Linked DNA regions of Homo sapiens: region 2 is linked to region 1. Evidence: read pairs that join two places in POLR2A ChIA-PET (ENCODE). Cell type or tissue: B cell. All regions are shown on one strand. Links, peaks and the distances in the headings refer to the core of each region. The heading gives the core; the rest is flanking DNA.

Region 1 (15,680 bases), core at 11,648-15,647:
CAACAACTTCATGGACGGCCTCAAAGATGGCATCATTCTTTGCGAGTGAGTGAGGCTCTCGAAGCCGAGACCCTGCAACATCCCCCAACTCCATGCAGCCCCTCAACCCCCAAAACAACCATGATCCTGGAACTGAGTTGAACACTTTCTATTGGATACCTTTGGGGTGGCCAGTAATCATTGTGCCCATTTAACAGGCACAGAAAACTGAGGCTCAGGTGAAATGCATTGCACCAAGTCCCACGTGGTTTCAAGGGAAATGACTCTAGAATCTTAACCACCATGCTATATAGGGTAGGCCCATCTGTGGCCGCCAGAGTCCCCAGAAAGAGCGGTCACAGCTAAAAGGCAGCAGCCAACAGCTGTTCATGGCTGGCTTGGTGATGTGAGGAGAGATGTGCAGCAATAATTAAAGGAGGCCCTGGTTTTCTTTCTGTTTTCTTTTTGTTTTTTTGAGATACAGTCTTGTTCTGTTGCCCAGGCTGCAGTGCAGAGACACAATCTCGGCTCACTGCAACCTCCGCCTCCAGGGTTTAAGTGATTCTCCTGCCTCAGCCTCCCCAATAGCTGGGATTACAGGCACGCACCACCATGCCTGGCTAATTTTTGTATTTTTTTAAAGTAGAGATGGGGTTTCACCATGTTGGCCAGGATGGTTACGAACTCCTGACCTCAATTGATCCACCTACCTCAGCCTCCCAAAGTGCTGGGATTACAGGCACGTGCCACCATGCCCGGTTAATTTTTGTTTTTTTTTTTTTTTTTTCAGTAGAGATGGAGTTTCACCATGTTGACTAGGCTGGTCTTGAACTCCTGACTTCAAGTGATCCACCTGCCTTGGCCTCCCAAAGTGCTGGGATTGCAGGCACATGCCACCACGCCTGGCTAATTTTTGTATTTTTTTTTTTTTTTTTTAGTAGAGACAGTGTTTCACCATGTTGACCGGGCTGGTCTCAAACTCCTGACCTCAAGTGATCCACCTGCCTCGGCCTCCCAAATTGCTGGGATTACAGGCATGAGCCACCTCGCCCGACCTTCTTCTTCTTCTTCTTTTTTTTGAGATGGAGTCTTCCTCTGTCACCCGGGCTGGAGTGCAGTGACATGATCTCAGCTCACTGCAACCTCTGCTTTCCGGGTTCAAGTGATTCTTGTGTCTCAGCCTCCTGAGCAGCTGGGATTACAGGTGCCCACCACCTTGCCCGGATAACTTTTGTATTTTTAGTAGAGACGGGATTTTGCCATGTTGGCCTGGCTGGTCTCGAACTCCTGACCTCAAGTGATCCACCCGCCTTAGTCTCACAAAGTGCTGGCATTACAGGCATGAACCACTGCACCCTGCCGGCCCTGGTTTTCTCCTCGCCTCAAAACCTCATTGCTGAGGGAGGTGAAAACCCTAACAGCTCCCAAGCCCCAGTTCCACTGCAATCTTTTTTTTTTTTTTCAGATGGAATCTTGCTTTGTGACCCAGGCTGGAGTGCAGTGGCATGATCTTGGCTCACTGCAAGCTCTGCCTCCCAGGTTCAAGCAATTCTCCTGCCTCAGCCTCCTGAGTAGCTGGGATTACAGGTGCCCGCCACCACGCCCAGCTAATTTTTGTATTTTTAGTAGAGACGGGGTTTCACCATGTTGGTCAGGCTGGTCTCGAACCCCTGACCTTGTGATCCACCCACCTCGGCCTCCCAAAGTGCTGGGATTATAGGCGTGAGCCACCGCGCCCGGCTCCACTGCAATCTTAATGCATAGCAGGGCCCTAAACCCAGCCTGCGCCCGATCTGCATTTGAGTCTGACCCAGGGCAGAGTGACTGTGAGTGGCCTCGGGAAGACTTTGAAGGTGCAGCTTCATCAAGTCCTAGATGCTGGGAAGAAGGGGTGTGGGGGGTGTTTACCTTGTTCCATTCCCATCCACTAGGAACAAGGAATTGGCAGGTGGGGAGGTAGGCATGCTGGTGTCCCAGCTCAGGCAGAGGACTGCTCAGACGTCAAACAGTGCAGTCCCAGCCTGGGCAACATAGCCAGATTCCATCTCTACAAAACATTTTTGTTTTAATTAGCTTGGCATGGTGGCATGCGCCTGTGGTCCCAGCTACTCGGAAGGCTGAGGTGGGAGGATCGCTTGAGCCCTGGAGGTCAAGGCTGCAGTGAGCTATGATCGCGCCACTGCACTCCAGCCTGGGCAACAGTGAAACCCTGTCTCAAAAAAAAAAAAACTAATGTAAACGACAAGTTGATGGGTGCAGCAAACCAACATGGCACATGTATACCTATGTATCAAACCTGCACGTTGTGCATGTGTACCCTAGAACTTAAAGTATAATAATAATAATAATAATAATAATAAAAGAGTGGGCCGGGCGCGGTGACTCACGTCTGTAATCCCAGCACTTTGGGAGGCTGAGGCAGGCGGATCACGAGGTCAGGAGATCAAGACCATCCTGGCTAACACGGTGAAACCCTGTCTCTACTAAAAAAAATACAAAAAATTAGCCGGGCGTGGTGGCAGGCGCTTGTAGTCCCAGCTACTCGGGAGGCTGAGGCAGGAGAATAGCGTGAACCCGGGAGGCGGAGCTTGCAGTGAGCCGAGATCCCACCACTGCACTCCAGCTTGGGTGACAGAGCGAGACTCCGTCTCAAAAAAAAAAAAAAAAAAAAAGACCTAATGTAAATGACGAGTTGATGGGTGCAGCAAACCAAAATGGCACATGTATACCTATGTATCAAACCTGCACATAGTGCACATGTACCCCAGAAGTTAAAGTATAAGAAAAAAAAAAAGAGTGTAGTGCAGTCACCCACGCACTCCGGTCATTCACTCATTCATTCATTCATTCATTCACAAAAGAAGCATTTATGAGTTCCTGCTGTGTGCCAGGCTCTGGCCTAGGCACTGGGAACAGTGAACAGAACAGACTCGACTCAGAGCTCAAGGACTTTTAGTCCAGTTGAGGAGATCAATCATATAATTGATCAAATAATCACAGATTTGTGGTCGTAAGTGTCCTGGGGAAAACTCAAGCGGAAGGGAAGATGGGAGGGTCAGGTATATGTCTGCGGGTGGAGAGTCTGCAGTTTCCTAGAGAGTGGTCTGGGAGGCCTCTCTGAAGAGGTGACATTTGAACAGAACCTTAGATGAAGTGAGGGAGGGCTCAGGGGACCTGAGGCAAAGCAGAGGGGGCCACCAGTGCAAAGGCGTGAGGTAGGATCGTGCTTGGGGTGTTCAAGAAACAAGAAGGAGGCTGGCGTGACGAGCACCAAATGATTGAGCAGAAGTGGAGATGAAGTCGCAGAGTGAACTGAGAGTCAGATGGTGGAGGGCATTTTATTTCATTTATTTATTTAGAGACAGAGTCTTGCTCTGGTGCCCGGGCTGGAGTACAGCGGTGCAATCATAGCTCACTACAGCCTCGACTTCCTAGGCTCAACTGATCCTCCCACCCCAGCCTCTTCAGCCCCAGCCTCCTCAGTAGCTGGAACTACAGGCACACATCACCACGCCCGGTGAAGTTTTCGGGTTTTTTTTTTTTTTTTTTTTGTAGAGACACGGGTCTCACCATGTTGCCCAGGCTGATCTGAAACTCCTAGGCTCAAGCCATCCTCCTGTCTCGGCTTCCCAAAGCACTGGGATTACAGGTGTGAGCCACTGTGCCCAGTTCTACAGAGGGCATTTTAGGCAGAGGACTTAGGATTTCATTCTGAAGGCAATGGGAGGCTCCTGGAGGATTTGGAACTGGACGGTAACTTGAACTGTTTAAAAAAGGCCATTCTGGGCCAGGGGCAGTGGCTCATGCCTGTAATCCCAGCACTTTGGGAGGCTGAGGTGGGCATATCACTTGAGGTCAGGAGTTCGAAACCAACCTGACCAACATGGTGAAACCGCGTCTCTACTAAAAATACACAAAATTTAGCTGGGCATGGTAGCAGGCACCTGTAATCCCAACTACTTAGGAGGCTGAGGCAGGAGAATTGCTTGAACCCAGGAGACAGAGGTTGCAGTGAGCCGAGATCCCGCCACTGCCTTCCAGCCTGAGTGACAGAGCAAGACTCCATCTCGGAAAAAAAAAAAAAAATTCTGGCTGCTGGATGAAGAAGGGTGGGTCTGTAGGGGATGAAGTGGAAGTTGGGAGCTCATTACAAGAGGCCAGGAAACAGACTCTGGTGGCTGAGACCCAGGTGGAGGTGGCGGGGAGCAGTGGGTGGTTTTCTGGACTCATTAAAAGGCAGAGCCAAAGAACTTTGGAGGGACTGGACATGAGGCTGAGAGAAGGAGAAAGGGGGAGTTGGGGGCAAGTCCAAGGGCTCTGGCTGAGCACCTAGAAGGGGGCACTGCTAGGCAGGGAAGGTGGAGGGAGGGGGGAGTCTGGAGGGGGAAGCTGCATGTCAGGAGTCTGGAGCAGGGTGAGTTTGATTTGAGACACCCAGGCACCCATGGAGAGAGCTGAATGAGATGGTAAGAAACCCAAGCTGCAGGGAGATGAGGGAGTTGCTGGCATATGGAGGCACTTAAAGTCAAGACACTGAATGAGGCCAGGTGCTGTCACTCATGCCTGTAATCCCAGCGCTTTGGGAGGCTGAGGCAGGAGGATCGCTTGAGCCCAGGAGTTCAAGACCAGCTTGGGCAATACAAATACAGTGAAACCCCCTCTCTACCAAAAAAAAAAAAAAAAAAAAAGCCAGGCATGGTGGTGCGCACCTGTGATCCCAGCTACTCGGAAGGCTGAGGTGGGAGGATCGCTGGAGCCTGGGAAGTTGAGGCTGCAGTGAGCTGTGATTGCACCACTGCTCTCCAGCCTGGGCGACAAAGCCACACCCTGCATCAAAAAGAAAAAAAAAAGAAAAGAAAAGAAAAAAGAGGCGAGATCATTAAAGGAGTGAGTCAGAGAAGAGGCCCTTGTGGGCTTCCTGCTGTCTACAAGAGAAAAGGATGCTGAGACACGCCTGCCAGTGAGGCTTCGGAGATCCCAGAGACTCGGACACACCTTGGATAAGCAGGCTTTCTGACTGGGACCTGAGTCTAGCTCCTTGGCATCAGTGTCCCATTTGTGTGTGTGCTTGGGTGGTTTGGAGGGGCTGCAGCTGAGAGCTGACTGCAGGGAGAAGTGACGCTAGGGTATGGCATGGCCCCTTGTGGTCATCCCGTCACCCTCCTCCTGCTGGGCTGGGCTGGAGAGCGGGAGTGGGGGACACCTTTCTTTCTTTTTTTTTTTTTTTTGAGACGGAGTCTCGCTCTGTCCCCAAGCTGGAATGCAGTGCTGCAATCTCAGCTCACTGCAACCTCCGCCTCCTGGGTTCAAGTGATTGCCTCAGCCTCCTGAGTAGCTGGGAGTACAGGCATGTGCCACCACGCCTGGCTAATTTTTGTATTTTTAGTAGAGATGGGGTTTCACCATGTTGGCCAGGATAGTCTCGCTCTCCTGACCTCGTGATCCACCCGCCTTGGCCTCCCAAAGTGCTGGGATTACAGGCGTGAGCCACCGTGCCCAACCCTGGGGGGACACCTTTCTTACCCCTTCCCCACTCTTCTCAGATTCATCAATAAGCTGCAGCCAGGCTCCGTGAAGAAGATCAATGAGTCAACCCAAAATTGGCACCAGGTGAGCCCAGACACAATCTCTTCCATCCTTGCCCGCAAGCCCCTCAGACCTCCCCTCCCCACCCAGTGACCACCACCTGCCCCCCTCTAGCTGGAGAACATCGGCAACTTCATCAAGGCCATCACCAAGTATGGGGTGAAGCCCCACGACATTTTTGAGGCCAACGACCTGTTTGAGAACACCAACCATACACAGGTGCAGTCCACCCTCCTGGCTTTGGCCAGCATGGTGAGTGTGGTTGCAGGCTGGGCAGGGGGTGGTGGGCAGCCTGGGCTGGGATGCAGGTGTGGCCACTTGTGCTCCTGAGCCCAGTGAAGGTGGCGGAGCGGGGGGCAGGGATCGGGGAGCAGGTGCTGTCAACAGCGTCCAAGGGGGCCGGGCGCGGTCGCTCACACCTGTAATCCCAGCACTTTGGGAGGCCAAGGTGAGCGGATTGCTTGAGGCCGGGAGTTTGAGACCAGTCTGGCCAACATGGTGAAATCCCGTCTCTACTAAAAATACAAAAATTAGCTGGACGTGGTGACGCATGCCTGTAATCCCAGCTACTCAGGAGGCTGAGGCAGGAGAATCGCTTGAACCCGGGAGGCGGAGTCTGCAGTGAGCCGAGATCGTGCCACTGCCCAGCCTGGGTGACAGAGCCAAGACTCCGTCTCAAAAAAAAAAAAACAAAAAACAAAAAACAGTGTTGGCCGGGCACGGTGGCTCACGCCTGTAATCCCAGCACTTTGGGAGGCCGAGACAGGTGGATCACAAGGTCAGGAGATTGAGACCATCCTGGCTAACATGGTGAAACCCTGTCTCTACTAAAACTACAAAACAAAATTAGCCGGGCATGGTGGCAGGCGCTTGTAGTCCCAGCTACTAGGGAGACTGATGCAGGAGAATGGTGTGAAGCCGGGAGGCGGAGCTTGCAGTGAGCTGAGATCACGCCACTGCACTCCAGCCTGGGCAACAGAGCGAGACTCTGTGTCAACAACAACAAAAAAACAGTGTCCAAGGGGACTGTGCAGCCTGGAGGCCCCCTTGTCAGTCCCTGCTTTCCCTGCCCCACCTAGGCGAAGACGAAAGGAAACAAGGTGAACGTGGGAGTGAAGTACGCAGAGAAGCAGGAGCGGAAATTCGAGCCGGGGAAGCTAAGAGAAGGGCGGAACATCATTGGGCTGCAGGTACCGCCCTGTCCTCACTGCGCAGAGGTCATAGAGGCCAGGAGGGCACCCTGATGTCTGAAGGCTTTTGGGGACAGGATATTTGGCATTAACTATACTATAGGCCGGGTACTGTGCTTATGCTCATCTTCCATTCACAAACTCACTCACTCTGCCAACACCCCAGCAGACAGGTGCTTGTTATCAACATACCCTTTCCGCAGATGAGAAAACTGAGACCCGGAGAAGCTGGCTCGCTTTTGCACAGATCTTCCAGCTGATGCGTGGCAGGCTGGAACTTCAATGCTAGAAGTCAGTCATGTGATAGGCCCACTCTGGGCCTCAGTTTCCAGTCTCGAAAGGATGCCTCAGGCGGGGTGCAGTGGCTCACACCTGTAATTCCAGCACTTGGGGAGGCTGAGGCAGGAGGATTGCTTGAGGTCAGGTGTTTCAGACCAGCCTGGGCAAAATAGAACCCCCCTCCACCGCCATCTCTACAACAAATTTAAGAGTTTAGCCAAATGCAGTGGTGTCTGCCTGTGGTCCCAGCTACTTAGGAGGCTGAAGTGGGAGAATCACTTGAGCCCAGGAGTTCAAGGTTACAATGATTGCATCACTGGACTCCAGCCTGGGCGACAGAGTGAGACCCTGTCTCTAAAAATGAAAATGGGCTGGGTATGGTGGCTCATGCCAGTAATCCTAGCACTTCGGGAGGCCGAGGCAGGCGGATCACTTAAAGTCAAGAGTTCAAGGCCAGCCTGGCCAACGTGGTGAAACCCTGTCACTACCAAAAATACAAAAACTAGCCGGTGTGGTGGGGCACACCTGTAGTCCCAGCTACTCAGGAGGCTGAGGCAGGAGAATTGCTTGAACTCAGGAGGCAGAGGTTGCAGTGGGCCAAGATTGTGCCGCTGCACTCCAACCTGGGCGACAGAGTGAGATGCTATCTCAAATAAAATAAAATAAAACAAAAAAATAGAATAGAACAAAATAAAATATAAAAATAAACTAAAAAATGGGCCAGGCACAGTGGCTCACCCCTGTAATCCCAGCACTTTGGGAGGGTGAGGTGGGTGGATCACCTGAGGTCAGGAGTTCGAGACCAGCGTGGCCAACATGGTGAAACCCCATTTCTACTAAAAATACAAAAAATTATCCGGGCATGGTGATGCCCACCTGTGATCCCAGCTACTCCGGAGGCTGAGGCAGGAGAATTGCTTGAATGTGCAAGATGGAGATTTCAGTGAGCTGAGATCATGTCACTGCACTCCAGCCTGGGCAACAGAGCAAGACTCCGTCTCAAAAAAAAATAAATAAAATAAAATAAAAATTGAAAAAAATGATAAAGCGGCGCCTCATCCTCTCCCATCAGCTATGCCTCATGGCCCATGATGAGGTCTGTAATTATTGGTGTGATTCTCCTTCTGGCTTCCTAGATGGGCACCAACAAGTTTGCCAGCCAGCAGGGCATGACGGCCTATGGCACCCGGCGCCACCTCTACGACCCCAAGCTGGGCACAGACCAGCCTCTGGACCAGGCGACCATCAGCCTGCAGATGGGCACCAACAAAGGAGCCAGCCAGGTGAGTGGGGGCCCCCGGGACACGCCGTCAAGGCCCAGGACCCTGGCCACCCCACGGCCTGACCACACCACCCTTCGCAGGCTGGCATGACTGCGCCAGGGACCAAGCGGCAGATCTTCGAGCCGGGGCTGGGCATGGAGCACTGCGACACGCTCAATGTCAGCCTGCAGATGGGCAGCAACAAGGGCGCCTCGCAGCGGGGCATGACGGTGTATGGGCTGCCACGCCAGGTCTACGACCCCAAGTACTGTCTGACTCCCGAGTACCCAGAGCTGGGTGAGCCCGCCCACAACCACCACGCACACAACTACTACAATTCCGCCTAGGGCCACAAGGCCTTCCCTGTTTTCCCCCCAAGGGAGGCTGCTGCTGCTCTTGGCTGGACCCAGCCAGGCCCAGCCGACCCCCTCTCCCTGCATGGCATCCTCCAGCCCCTGTAGAACTCAACCTCTACAGGGTTAGAGTTTGGAGAGAGCAGACTGGCGGGGGGCCCATTGGGGGGAAGGGGACCCTCCGCTCTGTAGTGCTACAGGGTCCAACATAGAGCCGGGTGTCCCCAACAGCGCCCAAAGGACGCACTGAGCAACGCTATTCCAGCTGTCCCCCCACTCCCTCACAAGTGGGTACCCCCAGGACCAGAAGCTCCCCCAGCAAAGCCCCCAGAGCCCAGGCTCGGCCTGCCCCCACCCCATTCCCGCAGTGGGAGCAAACTGCATGCCCAGAGACCCAGCGGACACACGCGGTTTGGTTTGCAGCGACTGGCATACTATGTGGATGTGACAGTGGCGTTTGTAATGAGAGCACTTTCTTTTTTTTCTATTTCACTGGAGCACAATAAATGGCTGTAAAATCTCCTGAGGCCTCAGAGCTGCTCTGTTTTAGATATGCGCCATATCCCGCACACACATCTGCACGGACACACATGCCCACATGCACCCTAAGACGTACATACACACTCACACGCACCCTAAGACACACACCTCACTGTAGCCACTCAGCTAGACACAGGACAGGCACCCCATCACACTCACATGCAAAGTCCACACACACACACACACTCCCCCCTTTCACACACAGATATGCACACACAGGCAGTACACACTCCCTACGACATGTAAAAAAGGCATAGCCAGCCGGGCACAGTGGCTCATGCCGGTAATCCCAGCACTTTGGGAGGCTGAGATGGGAGGATCACTTGAGGTCAGGAGTTCGAGACCAGACTGGCCAACATGGTGAAACCTTGTTTCTACTAAAAATACAAAAATTAGCAGGGTGTGGTGGCGCATGCCTGTAGTCCCGGCTACTTGGGAGGCTGAGGTAGGAGAATCACTTGAGCCCTGGAGATCTAGGCTGTAGTGAGCTGAGATGGCGCCACTGCATTCCAGCCTGGGCAACAGAGCAAGACTCCATCTCAAAAAAAAAAAAAAAAAAAAAAGGCACAGCCAGAGAGCCAATGCGCGCGCGCGTGCACACACACACACACACACACACACACACACACACACGACCCACACTGCTCTCCCAGAGGCTTGTGGATGGTGGTGACAAAGAGCCTGAGTACTGGGACAGGCTAAATGGCATGTGAATCACAGAGCAGCTGCCTGGATGACCTCGGGCAATCACTTTCCCTCCCTAGACCTGTTTTCCCATCAAAATAATGGGGACAGTAAGCCTCTTGTGGTCATGAAATGACACCCCCAGATGGGGTGATGTTCTACATGTTTAATCGCTGGTAAAGACCAGGCATCAATAGAGAAAGGATGACAAGTAGGGGTCCTGGTGGGCCCTGTGGGCAGGGTGAACCCTTTAGCCCCAGACTGTGGGGAGGGGAAAGGGGACAGGGAGAGGGGCACTTCTGAGCCAAGGCAATGGCCCTTTACTGACTGGCACAGGGCACCATAGGGCACGGTTAATTCTGTGCGCCCCGCCCGCTCTCAGCCGTCTTAAGGCTGAGCCTGCCAACCCGGGACTCTAAAAGGCTGTGTCCAGGGCCTCAACCTCCTCACATTTCAGAGGGGACCCTGTTATCCCCGGGAGGAGGGAGAGGTCCCCAACCATCAGGATTCCAAGGAGGAGAGGAGGCAGAGAAGCGAGGAGCGCGGCACGGAGCTGTCTTCTCCCCAGGGAGGGCAGGAGTTGAGGCTGGAACGTGGAGACCTGCGGAGGCAGACACCAGAAGACCCGCGCACAGACGCACGCAGCCCCTGGGGCCTCGTAAACCGGATTCCAGGCGCTTTTGGCCTGGCTACCGCAAGTCCTGCTCCCCCTGGGCCGGCGCGGGGAAGCTATGCTGAGGAGGATCCGGGCCTGGCCCAGGGCCCTGCCTCCTCGGGAAAACAGCACCATATTAGCACTTAGCCTGTGAGGCTGGGGTGGGCGGGCGGCAGGAAGGGCCTCGGGTGCCAGAGGAATGAGCCCCCTTTTTGCTGGATCCCAGAGGGCCATCACCCTAAACCTAGGTGCCTGTCCACCACTCTGCGCATGTGTGCCGGCTCCTGCCAGGGCTAGCAGACCTTACCTGGGATCTTGGAGGTGGCGGGATAACCAGGGAAGACATGTCATGGCAGAGTGGGCCTGAGGGGGTGCACAGGCCAGACCCAGCAGCCCAGTCTGGCAGCCAGGGCTTCCGGGCCAGCTCAATGTCTCCCCCCGCTGTTCACATCCGTCAGTGCCCTGGGTGGGCCCCAGAGCCGCTCAAACCATGCCTGGCACTTCCATCCTCAGCATGGCTCCGGGAAGAAGGTGCTTTCATCCCCTGCACTGTAGCAACGAGGACTCTGAAGCACAGGTCACCTGCCACCCGGGCTCATGAGGCCAGGTGGAGGGTCTGGCACTGCCCCAGGTTGCTGGGTGTTGTGGTCCTTGTCACCGGTGCGACCAGCTAAGGGGACATCAGCCCTCAGGTGCTCCCCATCGGCCACACACATCCCGCCCCAACACCAGCCTTCTGAGAGTCCTCACCACCCTTGAATAAAGGCCCCTTTCATGTTTCCCTCCCGTGTCCCTCTTCCACTCACTACCTCCAGAACGGCCTGTAAGCTGTTCCCTCAGCCTGGACTCTGGGCTCACAAGAAGTCAGACTGTAAGCTGTGGAGCCTCGTTTCCTGGGTTCAAATCCCCCCTGTGCCACTTTCTGGCTGTAGGGTCTTGGGCCAGTGACCTCCTTCACCTCTAGCCTCTGTTTCCTCATCTTTGAACTTGGGGTTAGCTTGGCACCTGCCCCACAAAGTGGCTGTCAGGACACTGGGGCGACGCAGGAAGGCCAGAGGTCAGCGTCTGGCTAGAGGTGGCCCTACGGTGTCACTGTCTCAGCCTGCCCCTCCCAGAAGCCTCCTCTGACCACCTGTTCTGTCTCACCTCCCCCATTTCCTATTGTGACTGCTGTAAACACCTGGCCAGATGTCTGCCTGCTCCACCACCCTGAATGCTTACTGACTGAATAAAACGCTGGGTGGTTTGAAGGGCTGGTCACATGGGCCACCAGGCCACCTCCCGAACGTCAGAGCCTCAGGTCCCCTCTCCTTCTTCTGGTGACCAGGCAGACGCAGAACCCAAGACATCACGGACAGCAAGGGATGTGCGCTGGCTGCTTTATTTAAGGGCTTGTGATTGACAGCTGTCCCCATCCCAGCCCTTGCTTCCTCTACAAAAGCAACTGAACATGAAACGGGCTTCCTGGTTACCATGGGGAGGGGGGCGGCTCCCTGTCAGGGCCCAGCCCAGGGACCTGGGGAACGGCGGCTTTGAATCCCCGGCCACGGGCACTAGAAGGTGGAGAAGGAGAGCGGGAAGTCCAGTTGAGATGGGCACGGTGCTGGTGAGGAGGCTGGAGAGGTCCTGTTCCAGCCTCTAGTGGGCTTCCCTTGTCCAGGATGTCAGGAAACAGTCCCCCAATTCCGCCGGGGGGAGCCAGAGCCCCAAGGCTGGGGGGCCAGGGGCTGCAGGGAACACAGCAAAGGCTTTCGGAGCCAAGTGAGATCAGTTCAGGCCCCTCAGGCCCAGGAACCCGACACCACCGCGTACCTGTGAGCACACACTCACGGCCACCCCAGTGACACGTGCAGCCACACACACCCACACTCACTCACACCCACACCCACACGCACACCCACTACACACACACACACACACACACACACACACACACACACACACACACACACGGCTGTGACAGCCCAGGACCCACACCCTGGACCCCTGGAATGTCTCTGGACCAGAACCGAACAGCTGGATCCACAGTACGCGGGGCTGCTCAGGGGGCGGGTCCTCTGTGTCGCTACTGATTGGCCGCCTCGCAGGCGTCTATCCAATCACTGTACACATCCACGGGTTCTGACAGATCTGGGCCACTTAGGTCAAGGGCGATCATTGGCATTGGAACCCTGCCCTGCATCTTCTCACCCCACAGAAATCACTAGGTGGCACCTGTTCCTCTGGACGGCTTTGGCCCTGCACCAGGGCACACAGTGGGCCAGATGAGCAGGGTCCGGACTCCAGCCCCCTCCCCACCCTCTGGAAAAAGCCCAGGTTTCCAAGGATACACGTTATGGGCGTCTGGAATTCCTCTAGGCACACGGTACAAGAGATGACTCCGGTGTTGCGGGCACGGTCCCTGAAACAGACCAAGAGAAGGGACTGGTGAGCAATGCGTCCTGGGCCTGTGGGTGATGACGCCTTCACCAAGGGAGGCAAGGGGCAGGATGGAGAACAGCGGGGAAGAGGCAGTGGGGAGGCTGGATCCCTTGCCCTGTTCCCCACTCACATTTTCACATCACAGGATTTCTCGTGGTTGCAGAAGGGGCAGGTGAACTGGGTCTCGAGGGTGCCTGTCATCTTCTTCTTGGGAGGCGGCTTTCGTTTTGACTTTCTGCGCCCCATGTCTGCAGGTGGATGAGCCTGTGGGGAGTGGCAGATGTCAGTGGTTTGAGGAAACCACGCAGCGCCCCAGCTCAATGCTCTAGAAAGCAGGCCGGAAAGAGGGTCTGGGACTTGCACCGTGGTCCCGGGGCCTCTGCCCTTGAGGGACGAGGCCCTCAGTCCTGATGCAGGAGGACAATTCCCTGTCCCACTCTGGATGGAAGGGGTGAGACGAGGCTCTAACCCCATCTCTCTCACTTACTGCGTGACCTGGGCAGGTTATTTAAGCTCTTTGTGCCACAGTTTCCTCGTCTATAAAACAGAGACAAGGCCAGGCATGGTGGCTCACACCTGTGATCCCAGCCAGCACTTTGGGAAGCTAAGGTGAGAGGATTACTTGATGCCAGGACCTGGATACCAGCCTGGGCAACATAGTGAGGCCTCATCTCTAAAAAAAAAAAATTAAAAATTAGCCAGGCATGGTGGTGCAGGCCTGTAGTCCCAGCTACTTGGGAGGCTGAGATGGGAGGATCGCTTGAGCCCAGGAGTTTCAGGTTTCAGTGATGATCCAGAGTTATGATCCAGGCACTGCACTCCAGCCTAGGCAACAGGATGAAACCCTGCATAAAAAAAAAAAAAGAAAAAAAAAAGGCCAGGTGTGGTGGCTCACACTTGTAATCCCAGGACTTTGGGAGGCTGAGGCGGGCGGATCACGAGGTCAGGAGTTCGAGACCAGCCTGACCAACACGGTGAAACCCCATCTCTACTAAAAATACAAAAATTAGCTGGCCATAGTGGCAGGCACCCGTAACCCCAGCTACTCAGGAGGCTGAGGCAGGAGACTCACCTGAACCCAAGAGGCGGAGACTGCAGTGAGCCGAGATCGCACCATTGCACTCCAGCCTGGGCAACAGAGCAAGACTCCGTCTCAAAAAAAAAAAAAAAAAAAAAGTCGAAATAAGGTTGCTATCTCAGAGGAGACTTGTGGGGCTGACACCAGGAATGGTAAGTTAAGTACTTAGCACAGAGCTGGCCCATCATCGCTGGCGCCAATACAAGGAAGCCACTGTTCCTGGGGAGGGTGGCACAAGAGACTCCAAGACAAGCCAGCTGTTCAGGGCCGGGTGGAGCCTAAGAGCCTAGGAACTGGTGATTTTATTCTGGCTGCTCCTCTTGGCAAAGGACATGTAAGTACCATCCAGGAGGAGTGACACTCAGGTTATCTGATGGCCTCGATCCAGATGACAGACTGCAGGGCAGAGAAGTGGGGACAGGCACTTCTGAGTAGAGGAACACTGTGTGAAGGCTCAGGGCAGCTGTCCGTCCCCTGGCAGGTGAGGGAGAGAGGAGGGACAGGTGGGAGGGTTCTGGGTGTTTGGATGGATCCTGGGAGCTACAAGGAGTGAAAGGACAAAGTCACCCTGTGCTTTTGAGGAACTGCGGTGTGAGCCATAATCTGGATGAAGACAAAGTCACAGCCAGGACAGGGCTGTTGGGGTAGAGATGGCAGAGGGTGAGAGAGACAGAGGAGACATGGCGGCAGAGTGAGTGAGTGTGACGAGAGAAGGAAAGTCCAGGATGACTCCCAAGGTTGTGGCGGGGACATAGTGGCTAGAGGGACAAGGTGGCATCATTCTCTGATGTCTAACACATAGGAAGGACAGGGTTTTGGAGAAAATGATGGGGTTGGGTGGCAGAGGGATATCTAGGAACAGATGTCCAGGAGGCAGGTGGGTGGGGAAACGGCAGCAGTTACCACTGAGCCCAACTCCCCTGCGAGGCACGGTGCTCAGGGCACTGTGTTTGCCATCCCTGAGCCTCCTATGGCGCCTCCTCCAACACACACACACACGACTGCTGGTTCTAGCATCGTTCCACTGTGACGGGGAGGTCAGCAGCCTGCCAGTGTCTTCCAGAATAAACAGTGGAGTTTCATTCATTATCTGCTGATCACTTCCTATGTAATACCCCCAACTCTTTCTTTTTTTTTTGAGATGGAGTCTTGCTCTGCCGCCCAGGCTGGAGTGCAGTGGCATGATCTCGACCCACTGCAACCTCCACCTCCCGGCTTCAAATGATTCTCCTGCCTCAGCCTCCCGAGTAGCTGGGAGTACAGGCATGCACTACCACGCGTGGCTAATTTTTTGTATTTTTAGTAGAGATGGGGTTTCACCGTGTTAGCCAGGATGGTCTCGATCTCCTGACCTCGTGATCCGCCTGTCTCGGCCTCCCAAAGTGCTGGGATTACAGGCGTGAGCCACCACGCCCAGCCAACACCCCCAACTCTTAACTGTGATGCTTCCAGTTCACTGAGTAAATAGAAGCAATCCAAAGACAGCTCCTAGGACCAACTCATTCAGCCATTCACCCACCCTCTTTATTTATCTAAGAGATGAGGTCTTGCTCTGTTGCCCAGGCTGGAGTGCAGTGGCATGATCACAGCTTGCTAAAGCCTCAATCCTCTGGCCTCAGCCTGCTCAGTAGCTGGGACAACAGGTGTGCACCA
Region 2 (15,680 bases), core at 6,173-10,172, 170 kb after region 1:
TCGGCCTCCCAAAGTGCTGGGATTACAGGCGTGAGCCACTGCACCCGACGTTTTTCAATTCTTGTTTTGTATATTCAGAGTCCCTTAAGATGCCATATGTAAAACAATGGAAAAATGGGTCCTAAAAACTAATCAAGTGGTCAAAGCTATCCCTAAAAGGCTAGCAGGGAGCAAAAAGTGCTATTTCTCAATGAGAAAATAAAAATCTTAGAGAGATGTTTTGAAAAATGCCATGTCACTTTTGAAAGTGGGCCACATGGTAAGAACAAACTAAGCATTCACACACTAAAGCAGAAAGAAGCTGAAATTCTTGGAAGTCTTAGAGCTGCCTCTACAATGGGAAAAATGACCCCTCTGCTTCATGATAAACTGAGTAAAAAGACTGAGAAAGCATTAAGTATGTGGCTAGAGGACACATCGCTGAACAACATCTCTTTTGATAATAAAATAAAGTGGGAAAAAACAGCCTCTATAAATACCACTGTGAGAAGGCTGAGGAGAGCAAGGAAAAGGAGTTTCAGGCCAGTATTGTCTGGCTGGGCTAGCTACATAAAGCGCCAGAGCCTCAAAAATTTAAAGACCACAGGAGAATTGACACTGGCTTATGCCAAGGCAATATTAGCATTCCCAGCAGAGCTCACAAAACTCATAAAAAGGAAGTCTACCTTCCAGAGCAAGTCCTCCATTCCAATGAATTGGGCAAGCCCTAGAAAAAGAAAGCGGTCCAGTGGTACCTACATCCATGACTGCCAAGGAGGCCCTGGGGCTCAGGGCCTGGAAAGATCACCTACTCTGGTGCAGTGTGGCAATGTGGCAGGTCACAAGAACAAGCCAGGCCTTGGCTACTGAGCAAACAATCCCTAGGTCCTTTAGAACCAAAGCAAAACTTGCCTGCCTCCTTTCTGGCAAAAATATAAGAAGGCTTGGGTGATGATCATCTTGTCCTTGGAATGGTTCTACCAAGGCTTCATTCCTGATGTGAAGAAATATCTTGAAGAGAAGGGGCTGCCACTCAAGGTCCTTCTCATAATTGACAATGTTCCTGGCCATCTCCAATCTCTCTACTTTGCCACAAAGAATGTGGAAGTGATGTCCCTGCTGCCTAACACTACATCACAGTGAAAGCTACTCAATCAAGGCATAATCAAGTAGATCCTGACCTTCGGGAGGATTCATGCCATCCTGATGCTAACTCTGACTGTACCATAGTGGATTTATGAAAGCACTTCACAATTGCACATGCAACTGTCCTTATTGCAGAGGCTATAGATGTCCCAGAGCTCAAGAAACTCAAAGCATGCTGGAAGCCATTATGGAGTGAGGGAGTCAATAATTTTAGGGGCTTCCCCACTATTGATGCAGTAGTTAGGAATATCTTAAATACTGCAAGGGGAGTTGGTAAGAAAGGCTATCTCTGACAGGATTGAAGACGATGTTGAGTAACACACAGAAGGGCATAAATTCTTACAACAAGGAACTCAAAGATCTGCTCAAATGCTCTATAGATTGATGATGATAATGATGACTTAAAAAAGGTAGTGCCACAGATTTGGACACTTGAAAAATTTGCAGTAGTTTTTTTTATTTTTTTTGAGACGGAGTCTCGCTCTGTCTCCCAGGTTGGAGTGCAGTGGCGCCATCTCGGCTCACTGCAAGCTCCGCCTCCTGGGTTCACACCATTCTCCTGCCTCAGCCTCCTGAGTAGCTGGGACTACAGGCGCCTGCCACCATGCCCAGCTATTTTTTTGTATTTTTAGTAGAGACAGGGTTTCACTGTGTTAGCCAGGATGGTCTCAATCTCCTGACCTCGTGATCCACCTGTCTCAGCCTCCCAAAGTGCTGGGAATATAGGTGTGAGCCACCTCGCCTGACCTGCAGCAGTTTTTCAATAGGCAAAACTGTTAAGAAAGTTCATCATCCTCAAGTAAGATCCTTCGATGGAACAAAGCCTCCATGTCACCCATGGAATAACATGCCAACAAACAGTGCAAGATTTTTTTGATGACTCAAAAAAAAAGAAAAAAAGAAAAACTAGCTTCCTACACTTCTCACTAAGCACCTGCAAATATAAACACAGAGCCTTCCATGGTTAAGGATCTGCAGCCCTGAAGCTGAACAGATCTTGACATTAGTATTATTTGGCCTCCTCCAACAAGTCAACATCTGCATCAGAACCTAGTTCTTTGAACACTGATGATCATCCTGATATTCTGTCAAGGTTCAAGTTAGCCTGATGTCTCCTGCTTGTCTATAATGCTACAACACATGACAATGTTAGGCACCATCCAGCAATCATCATCATCATCATTATACTTGGGTTATCAAGAGAGAAGCAGGATTTTGATAAGTGTTGACATGCTCATTCAGGTCACAAAACAAAAGCAATCTGTGAATGTTAAAACAAATTTTAATGTTCTGGGTGACATATACCACGTAGGTGGGCCTGCAATGGTTGTGTCTGCATCGAACATGTAGAGACTATTTTTCTTGTCATGATTCTCTAAACAATACAATCAAACAACTATTTACATAGCTTTTACAATGCATGAGGTATTAAAAGTCATCTAGAGATGATTTACACAGTATACTGGAAGATATGCATAGGTTACATGCAAATATGCCATATAACAAAGGACTTGGCATCTGTGGATTTAGAGGGTGCTGGAACCAATCCCCTGCAATATATTGGGGGATAACTGTATTTAAAAAAATTGAAACTACTTAAGGCTTTATCCCATGTTTACATTCATAGGGTCTATCTCCAAAGTGAGTTCTTTCAAGTTTCTGAAATTAAAGTACTGAATGTTTTCCCACATTCCATACATTTAGAGAGTATCTTTCCAGTGAGTCCTTTTATGTCTATGCAAGGAACGGAGAGAACTCAATGCTTTCCCACATTCCTTACATTCATACAGCTTCTCTCCAGTGTGAGTTTTTTCATGTCCTCGAAGGAAACGGGAACGAGTGAAGGCTTTACCACATTGTAGACATTCATAGGGTTTCTCTCCAGTGTGAATTCTTTCATGTCGTAGAAGGCAAGTGAGCCAAGAGAATGCTTTTCCACATTCCTTACATTCATATGGCTTCTCTCCAGAGTGAATCCTTTCATGGACTTTTAAGTTACTGAAATGACTGAAGGCTTTTCTACATGTTTTACACTCATAAGGTTTTTCTACTGTGTGGGTCCTTTTATGTTGAGAAAGGTATTTGAAACAACTGAATGCTTTCCCACATTCCTTACACTCATATGGCTTCTCTCCAGTGTGAGTTGTCTCATGATTTTGAAAGGAAGAGAGATCACTAAAGGCTTTCCCACACTGACATTTATAGGGTTTCACTCCAGTGTGAGTTGCTTCATGTCTTCGAAGGGAACCGGCAAGACTGAAGGCTTTACCACATTGTTTACATTGATAGGGTTTCTCTCCAGTGTGAGTCCTTTCATGTCTTTGAAATAAACTGGGACAACCAAAGGCTTTCCCACATATCTTGCATTTCTGGGGTCCATCTCCTGTGTGTGTTATCATGTGACTTCGAAAGCTCGAGCTATGAGATAACACTTTCCCACACTGCTTACATTCATAGGGTTTCTCTCCAGTGTGAGTAGTTTCATGATTTCGAACTGAACTAGGACAATCAAAGCCTTTCCCACATATCTTACATTTATGTGGTCCGTCTCCAGTGTGCCTTATCATGTGTCTTCGAAAGCTTGTGTGATGATAAAACGTTTTCCCACATTGCTTACATGCATAGGGTTGTTCTCCCGTGTGAGTCCTTTCATGTAGTCGAGTGTAATAGTAACAGCTGAAGGCTTTCCCACATTGTGTACATTTATAGGGTTTCTCTCCGGTGTGAGTTCTCTCATGTCTTAGATAGGTACTGTAATCAGGAAAGGCTTTGGAACACTGCTTACATTCATACGCTTTCTCTCCCGTGTGGATTCTTTCATGTCTTAGATAGGAACTGTAAAAAGGAAAGGCTTTAGAACACTGCTTACATTCATACGGTTTCTCTCCAGTGTGTGTTCTTTCGTGCAAATGAAATAAACTGGGCCAAACAAAGGCTTTCCCACACAACTTACATTTATAAGGTCCATCTCCATGGTGTGCCGCCATGTGTCTTCGGAGGTTTCCAAGAGAACTAAAGGTTTTTGCACATTCTTTACAATCGAAGGGTTTCTTTCCGGTGGGGGGCCTTTCATGTGTCTGGAAGGAGTGCTGATGACTGATGGCTTTCCCACGTTGTTTATGTGTATATGGCTTCTCTCCATATTCCTGATGCTCACATGATTTGTGTCCAGTGTCAACTCTGATGTTGCAATTAAGAGACGAATGACCCAAGACGACTTCTCCACACTCACCACTGTCACATGGATTTACTCGAGGAGTGTTCTTGTTCACAATACTATCTGGAATCTGGCCAAAAGTTTCTCCACATTGACTGTCATCTTTAATTTCACATGTATGACTTCTGTAACAAATAAGAAATATATTACTAAAGGTTTGTTTATAAGTGATTTTCTATATATTGAAGTACTAGATTTATATTTGTAACATTATCATGCAAAGTACAGGCTTCATCCCCTGTTTGAATGTGAAGTGACAGTGCTGTGTAAGATGGTCCCATCACAGCTATTAGCAAAACAGTGATATTCACATGGAGATTCTTTCTTTCTTTCTTTCTTTTTTTTGAGACGGAGCTTCACTCTTGTTGCCCAGGTTGGAGTGCAATGGCACAGTCTCGGCTCACTGCAACCTCTGCCTCTCGGATTCAAGCAATTCTTCTGCCTCAGCCTCCCAAGTAGCTGGGATTACAGGCATGCGCCACCACGCCCTGCTAATTTTGTATTTTTAGTAGAGACAGGGTTTCTCCATGTTGGCCAGGCTGGTCTTGAACTCCCGACCTCAGGTGATCCACCCGCCTTGGCCTCCTAAAGTGCTGGGATTACAGGCGTGAGCCACCGCTCCTGGCCCACATGGAGATTCTTAATACCATTTCCAAGGGAACTATTTTGCAAAGACTGAATAGCTATGTCACATTTAACTATATGTTCCTCGGGAAAATTTTTTTTTATAGAGATGGGGATCTCACTATGTTGCCCAGGCTGATCTCAAACTCCTAGGCTCAAGTAATCCTCCCACCTTGGCCTCCCAAAGTGCTGGGATTACATGTGCGAGTCACTGTGCTTGGTCAGAAAAAGAATTATTGGAATGAATAAATTTAAGCTGGGCTTGTTCATTTTCTCTGCTCGTTTTTAAAATTTTCTTATCATTCTATGAACCACTGCAGGGACATAGCTTTCTTTTGTGGGTGCAAATTACCTTAGATTTCTCTTGGCATTTTGGCACTGATCTCCAATGTTCTGGTCCTCCCATTTCATTTCTAAAAGGTAGACCCAGGAAAATCACTAAAAATGTTTACAAAATTATAGAAAAACTCTAAGATTTTACGCGTACTGCAATCATGCATGATTCATTCACCAAAGTACATGTGACTCTTCAACAACACAGGTTTGAACTGCACAGCTCCACTCATACATGAATGTTCTTCAGTCTCTGCTACCCCTGGGACAGCAAGACCAACCCCTCCCCTTCCTCAGCCCACTCAGTGTGAAGACAACAAGGGTGAAAACCTTTATGAAGATCTACTTCCACTTAATGAATAGTAAATATAGTTTCTCATCTTTTTTTTTTTTTTTTTTTTTGAGACAGAGTCCCGCTCTGTCGCCCAGGCTGGAGTGCAGTGGCGCGATCTCAGCTCACTGCAAACTCTGCCTCCCAGGTTCACGTCATTCTCCTGCCTCAGCCTCCCGAGTAGCTGGGGCTACAGGTGTCCGCCATCACGCCCGGCTAATTTTTTTTGTGTTTTTAGTAGAGACGGGGTTTCACCATGTTAGCCAGGATGGTCTCGATCTCCTGACCTCATGATCTTCCCGCCTCGGCCTCCCAAAGTGCTGGGATTACAGGTGTGAGTCACCGCACCCGGCCAGTTTCTCTTCTTATGATTCTCATCAACATTTTCCTTCCCAAGCCCACTTTACTGTGACAGTACAGTATGTAATACATATGACATACAATATATGGATTAATCTAATGTTTATGTTATCCATAAGTGGGCCAGTCAACAATAGGTTATTAGTGGTTAAGTTGCGGGGGACAAAAAAAGTTATTAGAGGATGTAAGACTGTTTGAGGGGCTGACACCTCTAAACCCTGTGTTGTTCAAGGGTCAACCATATCCTCTTTCCATATTTCAAATCATGAACAGCGTTGATGGCCAGGAAACAAATGTCTCTAATTGACTAAGTGAAGAGATGATGTCATCCTTACCTATACAGTCCAGGTTCCTAATGGTTTCCTGCATGACATTTCTGTAGAGACTCTTCTGTGATGGACCCAGCAAAGCCCACTCCTCTTGTGTGAAGTTCACAGCCACATCTTCAAAGGCCACTGAGTCCTGAAACATCCCACATGTGCAGAGGAGGAAGGTTGAGATGGACAGCACTGAGAATCCATACTCACTGCATAAACTTTGCATGATGCTGTGGTTTCCAAGCATTTATTCGATGACATAGTAAACCCACTCTTATTTTGTCTACACTCACTTTTTCCCACAAAGCCATTGTGATGCTTTAGTTGAATGTGTTTGGTAAAGTAACAGTCGAATAGGAACCTGCCTCTTGTTGGTGAGTTAAGTGAGTGAGTCTTATTGCCTGCGTCACCCCTGATGTCTATTTCTACAGCGGTCTGTGTAGTTCTTATCATGACAAAGTACAACTACCTATTGTGTAGAAGAGTTACCACTCCCAGTCCTGAAACTGCATATCCTGACAAATGCTCATTTGCAAACTTGGATCTTTCATGGTGTCTAGGCACCGGATCCCACTAATGTAACTAATAACAGAGGCTGAGTGTGCCTAAACTGTTTATGCAAAATATAGGGGCCAGGCATGGTGACTTAGGCCTGCAATCCCATCACTTTGCAGGGCCAAAGTGGAAGGATCACTTAAGAACAGGAGTTTAGGACCAGCATGGGCAACATAGTGAGCCCTTTTCTCAACAAAAAATAAAACTAGGTCTGACTCAGTGGCTCATGCCTATAATCCCAGCACTTTGGAAGGCCAAGACAGGTGGATCACTTAAGCCCAGGAGTTTGAGACCAGCCTGGGAAACATGGTGAGACCTTGTCTCTATAAAAAATACAAAAAAAAAAAAAAAAAAAAATAGCAAGATGTGGTGGCGCATGCCTGTAGTCCCAGCTACCCAGGATGCTGAGGTGAGAGGATCACCCAAGCGCAGGAGGTTGGGGCTGCAGTGAGCCGTGATCATGCCGCTGTACTCCCTCCAGCCTAAGCAACAGAATGAGATCCTGTCTCAAAAAATATAATAAAAGTAAAAAACAAAAAATAAAAAATACATATATATATATATATATATAAATTTTTTTTTAACTTAACTCCTATTCCCCCTCTGAGAGTTTGGAAGTTTGTTACATGATCAGCAGAGAGAGAATACCTGTTAGCCACAGCACAAGTTAGAATGCTTGTGCTCTCCAAAACTCATGCTGAAACTTCATCCTCAATATGACAATAATGAAATGTGGGGCTTTAAGACTTGATTGGATCTTGAGGTACTAATCCATTCATAGATTAATGGCTTAATGAATAAATGGGGTATCTCAGGAGTAGGCCTAGTGTCCTTAAGAGACGAGGAAGAGACCTGAATTAACACTGGGCCCCTGGCCATGCGATACCCTGTGCCACCTAGGGACTCTGCAGAGTCCCCACCAGCAAGGAGGCTCTTACCAGATGCTAAGCCTTGACCTTGGGCTTCTCAGTCTCCAGAAGTATAAAAAAATAATGTTTGTTTGTTTTTATAAATTACCCAGGCTCAGGTAATCCTGTTATAAGTAACAAAAACCAGACTAAGACAGTTATGAAGAAACACTCTGGACACTGGATCACTACTGACGGACCCTAGTAGCTAACGTTTCACGTGTTTGGTTGCAACTTGTTACATGGGATATTTAGCCCATCCTATGCAATTACACTAAGAGAGAACATTTGGAAACTGGCAACTGGTTTCCATTAGACCAAATGTAGTTAAGCGTGACAAAAGACTAATAAAAAATATCTCACTATCTCAATGGAAAAATTACACATTTTTCATTGGATAATGACAAAGGAGGAGGAAAGACAGGGAAAGATTGCACATGTTCTAACAAAAAACTCAGTGTCACCTCTCATGATTATCTATAATATTTCCTAAATTCCTAAAGAGACTTTTAGCAGTCAACAAAGATTATATTACCAAATCTAATAAAAGTCACAAATATCTGAAAAGGTTAAAAACCTAACCGGCAGGGTGTGGTGGCTCACGACTGTAATCCCAGCACTTCGGGAGGCCTAGGGGGGCGGATCAAAAGGTCAGGAGATCGAGACCATCCTGGCCAACATGGTGAAACCCCGTCTCTACTAAAAATACAAAAAAAATTAGCTGGGTGTGGTGGCGCACCTGTCATCCCAGCTACTCAGGAGGCTGAGGCAGGAGAATCGCTTGAACCTGGGAGGCGGATACTGCAATGAGCCAAGATCATGCCACTGCACTCCAGCCTGGAGACAGAGTGAGACTCCATCTCAAAACAAACAAACAAACAAAAAACAATAACAACAAAAAAAGAAACCGCCCAAAAAAACCTTCTAACCAAGAAAGTTACAGCTTTCCAAAAACAGATAAAGGATTTTTAAACTATAATATTCGGCATCCTATACTATTAACAGGGAGATAAACAAACAGAAAAAGGAAAGCAAAAAATGGTTGAAAAGCTTTGTGGAGTTTTTATTTGCCCTTGTCCCAATCCCTCCTCACATCAGAGCCCGTCTTGAAGACAGCAGACCAAGTTTTCAATGTGGATCCCTAGAGACAGCAGATCAGGTCTTACTTGCAAATTATTGCCTTTGTATTTTCCAGTTGGTACAAGGACTATCCAAAGGTCTGAAACAGGCTCTCTTTTCTTTCTTTCTTTTTTTTTTTTGAGACGGGAGTCTCGCTCTGTAGCCCAGGCTGGAGTTCAGTGTCTCGCTGCAAGCTCCGCCTCCTGGGTTCACGCCATTCTCCTGCCTCAGCCTCCCAAGTAGTTGGGACTACAGGCACATGCCACCACGATTAGCTAATTTTTTTGTATTTTTAGTAGAGACGGGGTTTCACCGTGTTAGCCAGGATGGTCTCGATCTCCTGACCTCGTAATCCGCCCGCCTCGGCCTCCCAAAGTGCTGGGGTTACAGGCGTGAGCCACAGCGCCCGGCCAAGACTCTCTTTTCCATTTAATCAGTGATGGAACCCAATCAGGGTCAAACATGGCAAGAACTGCTTCAAAATGTTGCAAAATACACAGAAAGCCTTCAACCACCTGGAACAACAGATTACGGTTAAGACGAACAGCAGACCTACTAAGTCTTGGGAAGAAAAGCTGGAGATAAAATTTCCTTCAGAAATTAGGGTACTGAAAAGCACACAGGTATATTATGGCATACTTTTCTTATACTACCTGATCTAACAGATACAAATTTGTTTGAAATAATACTAGCAATGTATTGGGTAGTAACAGCTTCCGATAGGGCAAATGAATAACAGTGTGTTATATGGGATGGGAGGATGGAATTTGGAACAGTAAGTAATACCAGCACTACTCCCAAAGCCAGTATAGCATTATTTGAAACTGAAGGTCCATTAGTTATAAATGGTATACTACAAACTATAGGGAATTCACTAATAAAATTTAAGAAACAAGTAGACTTACTATACTAATAGAAGCAAGCAAATAGAATCATATAGAATGCTCAGTTAAAATGAAAGCAGAAAAAGTGGAGAAGTTGAAAAAACAGTCAAGTATAAGAATAGAAAACAATTGACATATGTACATATTAATCCAATTATGTCAATACCACTTTGAATGTGTATATCTACATATACCAGTTAAAAAGACATGGACTGGCTGAATAGAATTAAAAAAACAAGGCTGGAAGGGCACAGTGGCTCACGCCTGTAATCCCAGCATTTTGGAATGCTGAGGCGGGCACATTGCTTGAGGCCAGGAGTTTGAGACCAGCCTGTCCAACATGATGAAACCCCGTCTCTACTAAAAATACAAAAAAATTAGCCAGGCGTGGCAGTGCATGCCTGTAATCTCAGCTACTTGGGAGGCTGAGGCATGAGAATCACTTGAACCCGGGAGGCGGAGGCTGCAGTGAGCCGAGATTGTGCCACCTCATTTCAGCCTGGGCAACAGAGCAAGACTCTGTCTCAAAAAAAAAAAAAACAACAAATAAAACAAGGCCCAGCAATGTGTACATGAAAACCATTTTAAACTGAAAGATGCAAATACATTAAATATAAAGGTATGGAGGAATATATGCCATTCTAGCCCTAATCAAAAGAAATATGGACTAGCTATTTTAAATTTAGATAAATCAGGTTTTAGGTCAAGGAAAGATACAGGGGATGAAGAGATTTCATAAAGATAAAGAAGTCAGTTATACAAGAAGACATAATAATCATTAATATCTATGCTCATAAAACAAATCATCAAAATACATAAGGCAAAACTTATAAAACCACATAGCAAAATACACATGTACTAGATGGCTTCCCAGTACCTACTGGCTTTCAATGTGTGCTAACCTCTTCTTTCTGGGATCTCTAAATAATACATAGTTTCTGTTATTTCTTGCATTTTGTTGAGTTGCTTCCTCTGTGTCTTACCTGACCAATATACCTGAATCTAATTTCTACCCAGTCAGGGCTTTCTTTGTAAGATTATTTTGGCAGTGGCTATCTTGGTAGTAATAAAAGAAAAACTGGTCAGACAATGGGCCATAAGGTGTCTACCAGGAAAAACAAGTTTCCTCTAAGACGGAAACTTGGTCACTGGTCTGATATTTAGGCATTAGGTCACCTTGTACTATCCTACAAGTTACGTTTGGAAGGCTTTCAAATTAACCTGTTTGGGGAGGTCTTATGATCCAGGGCTTATATCTTGTCCCTGAGTAAAGAATCTTTTTTTTTTTTTTTCCTTTGAGACGGAGTTTCGCACTTGTTGCCCAGGCTGGAGTGCAATGGCATGATCTTGGCTCACTGCAACCTCTGTCGCCTGGGTTCAAGTGATTCTTCTGCCTTGGCCTCCCAAGTAGCTGGGATTACAGGCCTGTGCCATCATGCCCAGCTAATTTTGTATTTTTAGTAGAGACAGGGTTTCACCATGTTGGTCAGGGTGGTCTCAAACTCCCGACCTCAGATGATCCGCCTGCCTCGGCCTCCCAACGTGCTGGGATTACAAGTGTGAGCCACCGTGCCTGGCCGTTTTCTTATGTAAGAAAATAAAGTAGATCCCAAAGGAAGGGACTCAGAAATTCAACTCTGAAAATTAAGAAGAAGAGTTGTGCGTGACTTATGCCTGTCATCCCAATACTCTGGGAGGTTGGAGTGGGAGGACTGCTTGAGTTTGAGAACAGCCTAAGCAACATGGCAAAACCTCATCTCTACAAAAAATTTAAAAATTAGCCAGGGATGGTAGCATGTGCCTGTAGTTCCAGCTACATAGGAGACGAAGGCAGGAGGATTGTTTGAGCCCAGGAATCTGAGGCTGTGGTGAGCCATGATCCCAGAACTGCACTCCAACCTGGGTGATAGTGCAAGACCCTGACTTAAAAATTAATTAATTAATTAATGAGAAAATGGCTGAAAATTATTTCACAGTAGATGAAAGGCCATACAGAAAAAATGCTCAACACCGATGTTAATCAGTAAAAAGCAACATCTAATCACATGGAGATAAATATTTATAAGGAATAAACACACATGCACACATGGTCTGCCAGTTAATCCATACATGCCAACGGGTTTTCCTAGCACATTTAAATTTATCCATAATCCACAACCCAGCACATTTCCCCCTATATGTACAAAATGTATAAAGTGTTAGCATTTGGGGACAAAAACAAAGATGACATTGTCAACAAAGTCCAGCAAAAATGAAACAATTCAAGTCCTATGAGCCGTGGAATATGAGAGTGAAGTGGGTGACCCACACCTCAGACAGCAGCATGAATCAAACAGACTGAGGCAAAGAAACTAAAAAAAAAAAAAAAAAAAAACCGCCCGCAGCCGGGTGAGGTGGCTCACGCCTGTAATCCCAGCACTTTGGGAGGCTGAGGCGGGTGGATCACCTGAGGTCGGGAGTTCGAGACCAGCCTGATAAATATGGAGAAACCCTGTCTCTACTAAAAATACAAAATTAGCCAGGCGTGGTGGTGCATGCCTGTAATCGCAGCTTCTCGGGAGGCTGAGGCAGGAGAATCGCTTGAACCCGGGAGGCAGAGGTTGCGGTGAGCCGAGATCACGCCATTGCACTCCAGCCTGGGCAATAACAAGAGCAAAACTCCATCTCAAAAAAACAAAAAAACCTTTTCAGCATCATATTAATGGAATATTAAGTGTAATATTAATTAACTGAAAACTCAGAAGAGAGAAAACTATGCATCTGGATTCATACATGATAAACATATACTGAATAACAGTCAGTCGGTTTAAGGCTCTGACCTGTGGTGCCTCTGACTTCTGATAACAAAGGTGTGCCGTTCGCTGAACACCAACCAATTCTCCAGCAATAACTGGGTGTCCAGTAGTTCAATTCTTATACCACCCAGAATTAACACAGATCCCATAAGTTTCTTGCTAGAGGGCTCAGTCCCACAACAGGCCCCCACTGCAGATGTCATTTGTAAGCCCCAGGAACTAACCTTTTAACCAACTGTGTATAAATACAACAGCACCATCCTCTGGTTCAATAACTGGCTAAAGGCCAGGCGCAGTGGCTCACGCCTGTAATCCCAGCATTTTGAGAGGCTGAGGCAGGTGGATCACCTGAGGTCAGGAGTTCGAGACCTGCCTGGCCAACATGGAGAAACCCCACCTCTACTAAAAATGCAAAATTAGCCATGCATGGTGGCGCATGCCTGTAGTCCCAGCTACTCGGGAGGCTGAGACAGGAGAATCGTTTGAACCCGTGAGGCAGAGGTTGCGATGAGCCGAGATCGTGCCATTGCACTCCAGCTTGGGTAACAAGAGTGAAACTCCGTCTCAAAAAAAAAAAAAAAAAAAATTGGCTAAAATAACTCATGAAACTCAGCAAAACACTAGTAACTTAAGGTTACTAGTTTGTTATAAAGGATTTCTCAACAACAGCCAAATGGAAAAGAGGTATTCAGCAAGGGAAAGGGCAGGGATGGTTAAAGGTTTCCCTTTTTTTTTTTTTGAGATGGAGTCTCGCTCTGTCGCCCAGGCTGGAGTGCAGTGGTATGATCTCGGCTCACTGCAAGCTCCGCCTCCCGGGCTCACGCCATTCTCCTGCCTCAGCCTCCCGAGCAGCCGGGACTACAGGCAACTGCCACCACGCCCAGCTAATTTTTTTGTATTTTTAGTAGAAACGGGGTTTCACCGTGTTAGCCAGGATGGTCTCGATCTCCAGACCTCATGATCCGCCCGCCTCAGCCTCCCAAAGTGCCGGGATTACAGGCATGAGCCACCGCGCCCGGCCATTTTTTTGTATTTTTAGTAGAAACGGGGTTTCACCGTGTTAGCCAGGATGGTCTCGATCTCCAGACCTCGTGATCGGCCCGCCTCAGCCTCCCAAAGTGCCGGGATTACAGGCGTGAGCCACCGCGCCCGGCCATTTTTTTGTATTTTTAGTAGAGACGGGGTTTCACGGTGTTAGCCAGGATGGTCTCGATCTCCTGACTTCGTGATCTGCCCACCTCGGCCTCCCAATGTGCTGGGATTACAGGCGGGAGCCACCGCGCCCGGCAAAGCTTTCCCTCTTGACACCACCTTCCTAGCGCATCCACGTGTTCACCAACCTGGAAGCTGTCCCGATGTCTTTGTTCAATAAATTTTATTCAACTTAATTTCTAGCCTCCCTCCCTTTCCTGGGGTCAGAAGATGGGGCTTAAAGTTCCAGTCCTGTCATCATGTGTTTGCTCTTTCAGGTCACCAGTCCCCATCCTCAAGTTAGTTACCTAGTGACCTCATGCTGAGTCACCTCATTAGCATAACTTCACCTAAGGTCTGACAAGAGCTGGGAATAACAAAACACATTCCCATCACTCGGAAAAATCCAAGGAGTTTAGGACTACTTTGCCAGGACCTAGAAATAATGACCAAGGCGGGTGCAGCCGCTCACGCCTGTAATCCCAGCACTTTGGGAGGCTGAGGTGGGCAGATCATGAGGTCAAGAGATCAAGACCATGCTGGCCAACATGGTGAAACCCCGTCTCTAATAAAAATACAAAAATTAGTTGGGCGTGGTGGCACGCGCCTGTAGTCCCAGCTACTCAGGAGACTGAGGCAGGAGAATAGCTAGAACTCAGGAGTCGGAGGTTGCAGCGAGCTGAGATTTCGCCACTGCACTCCAGCCTAGCGACAGAGTGAGACTCCATCTCAAAAAAAAAAAAAAAAAGAAAAAGAAAAAGAAACAATGACCAAATATGTTTTAGGCTGGGCATGGTGACTCACGCTTGTATTCTCAGCACTTTGGGAGGCCGAGGTAGGAGAATCATCTGAGGTCAGGAGTTCAAGATCAGCCTGGGCAACATGGCGAAACTGTCTTTACAAAAAATACAAAAATTGGCTGGGCGTGGTGGTGCACGCTTGAAGTTCCAGCTACTTGGGGGGCTGAGGCAAAAAGATTGTTTGAGCCCAGGAGATGGAGGTTGCAGTGAGCCGAGATCATGCCACTGCACTTCAGCCTAGATGGCAGAACAAGACTCTGTTTCAAAAATTAAAAAGGACCAAATATTTTTAAAAATTATATCACAGACCCAAATAAACTCTCAGATTCATAAACCCTTTGTCCAGCAGGCAGAACCAAAAGGTGTCTTTCTCTAAGTCAGCCCCAACAGACTTTCAAATTTGTACAATATTCTGATTAAACAAACACAGTGAATGTAAAACCAGACTTCTAATAATGTTGAATTTAACCCCAGCTCTGTAATCCTGGTTAATAGCTAGAATTAAATAAATCACCTTAGGCCAGGTGAGGCGGCTCACATCTGTAATCTCAGTACTTAGGGAGGCCGAGGCAGCCGGATCACTTGAGCCCACGAGTTCAAGACCAGCCTGGGCAACATGGTGAAACCTCATCTCTATGAAAAATACAAAAATTAGCCGGGCCTAGTGGTGCATGCCTGTAGTCCCAGCTACTGGGGAGGCTGAGGTGGGAGGATCGCTTGAGGCTGGGAGGCGAGGTGGAGTTTTGTAGTGAGCTGAGATCATGCCACTGTACTCCAGCCTGGGAAACAGAGTGAGACTCTGTCTCAAAAAAAAAAAAAAGAAAGAAAGAAAAGAAATCACCTCAGTCTTCTACCACCTAAGTCCTGTGTGTTCTGAACAAACAGCTGAATGCAGTGTAACACTCTCCGCATTGCTTCGACTATGCCCCCTTTTTAAACCTGTAACAAGACCAAAAACCCCACCAAATTCCCACTTTGCCTCAGAAATGATTAGCTGAACAATTCTGTCTTCACCAACCAGGCTGCACAAAATTAATGTAGAGCAAACTTTCCTTAAGTTTCTCTTCCTCCTGCTGGACTCAGTCTGAGCCAGCACACAATTCCTCTCATTTATTTATTTT

The links. ChIA-PET counts read pairs that join two places held together with the same protein. Peaks named below come from ENCODE experiments on the same cell type or tissue, not always from the same donor. Only the 100,000 strongest peaks of a DNase experiment are listed, where the experiment ranks them.
Region 2: POLR2A ChIA-PET joins it to region 1 with 8 read pairs; 2 of 35 experiments call an interaction of 5 or more read pairs at or near these places.

The regions. Positions count from the first base shown.
Region 1 is chr19:11,541,153-11,556,832 of GRCh38, forward strand. ELOF1 (elongation factor 1) reads right to left here. Exons shown (of 4, transcript NM_032377.4): 2 at 13,080-13,213; 3 at 12,859-12,929; 4 at 11,894-12,658. The coding sequence starts at 13,195. The coding sequence ends at 12,594. It overlaps CNN1 (calponin 1), which reads left to right. Exons shown (of 7, transcript NM_001299.6): 2 at 1-45; 3 at 5,523-5,589; 4 at 5,680-5,817; 5 at 6,645-6,755; 6 at 8,171-8,317; 7 at 8,398-9,171. The coding sequence ends at 8,643. Among named protein-coding and RNA genes, the nearest start is that of CNN1, 10 kb to the left of the region's middle. RefSeq lists enhancers at 389-508, 10,441-11,412, 10,782-11,076, 11,496-11,615, 13,274-13,473. In B cell, for the core only: no CTCF peak of the experiment used is centred there; a DNase peak (open chromatin) is centred at 13,209; H3K27ac peaks cover 3,032 bases.
Region 2 is chr19:11,718,876-11,734,555 of GRCh38, forward strand. It overlaps ZNF823 (zinc finger protein 823), which reads right to left. Exons shown (of 4, transcript NM_001080493.4): 2 at 6,326-6,452; 3 at 5,319-5,379; 4 at 2,390-4,467. The coding sequence ends at 2,826. Among named protein-coding and RNA genes, the nearest start is that of ZNF823, 12 kb to the right of the region's middle. In B cell, for the core only: no CTCF peak of the experiment used is centred there; no DNase peak of the experiment used is centred there.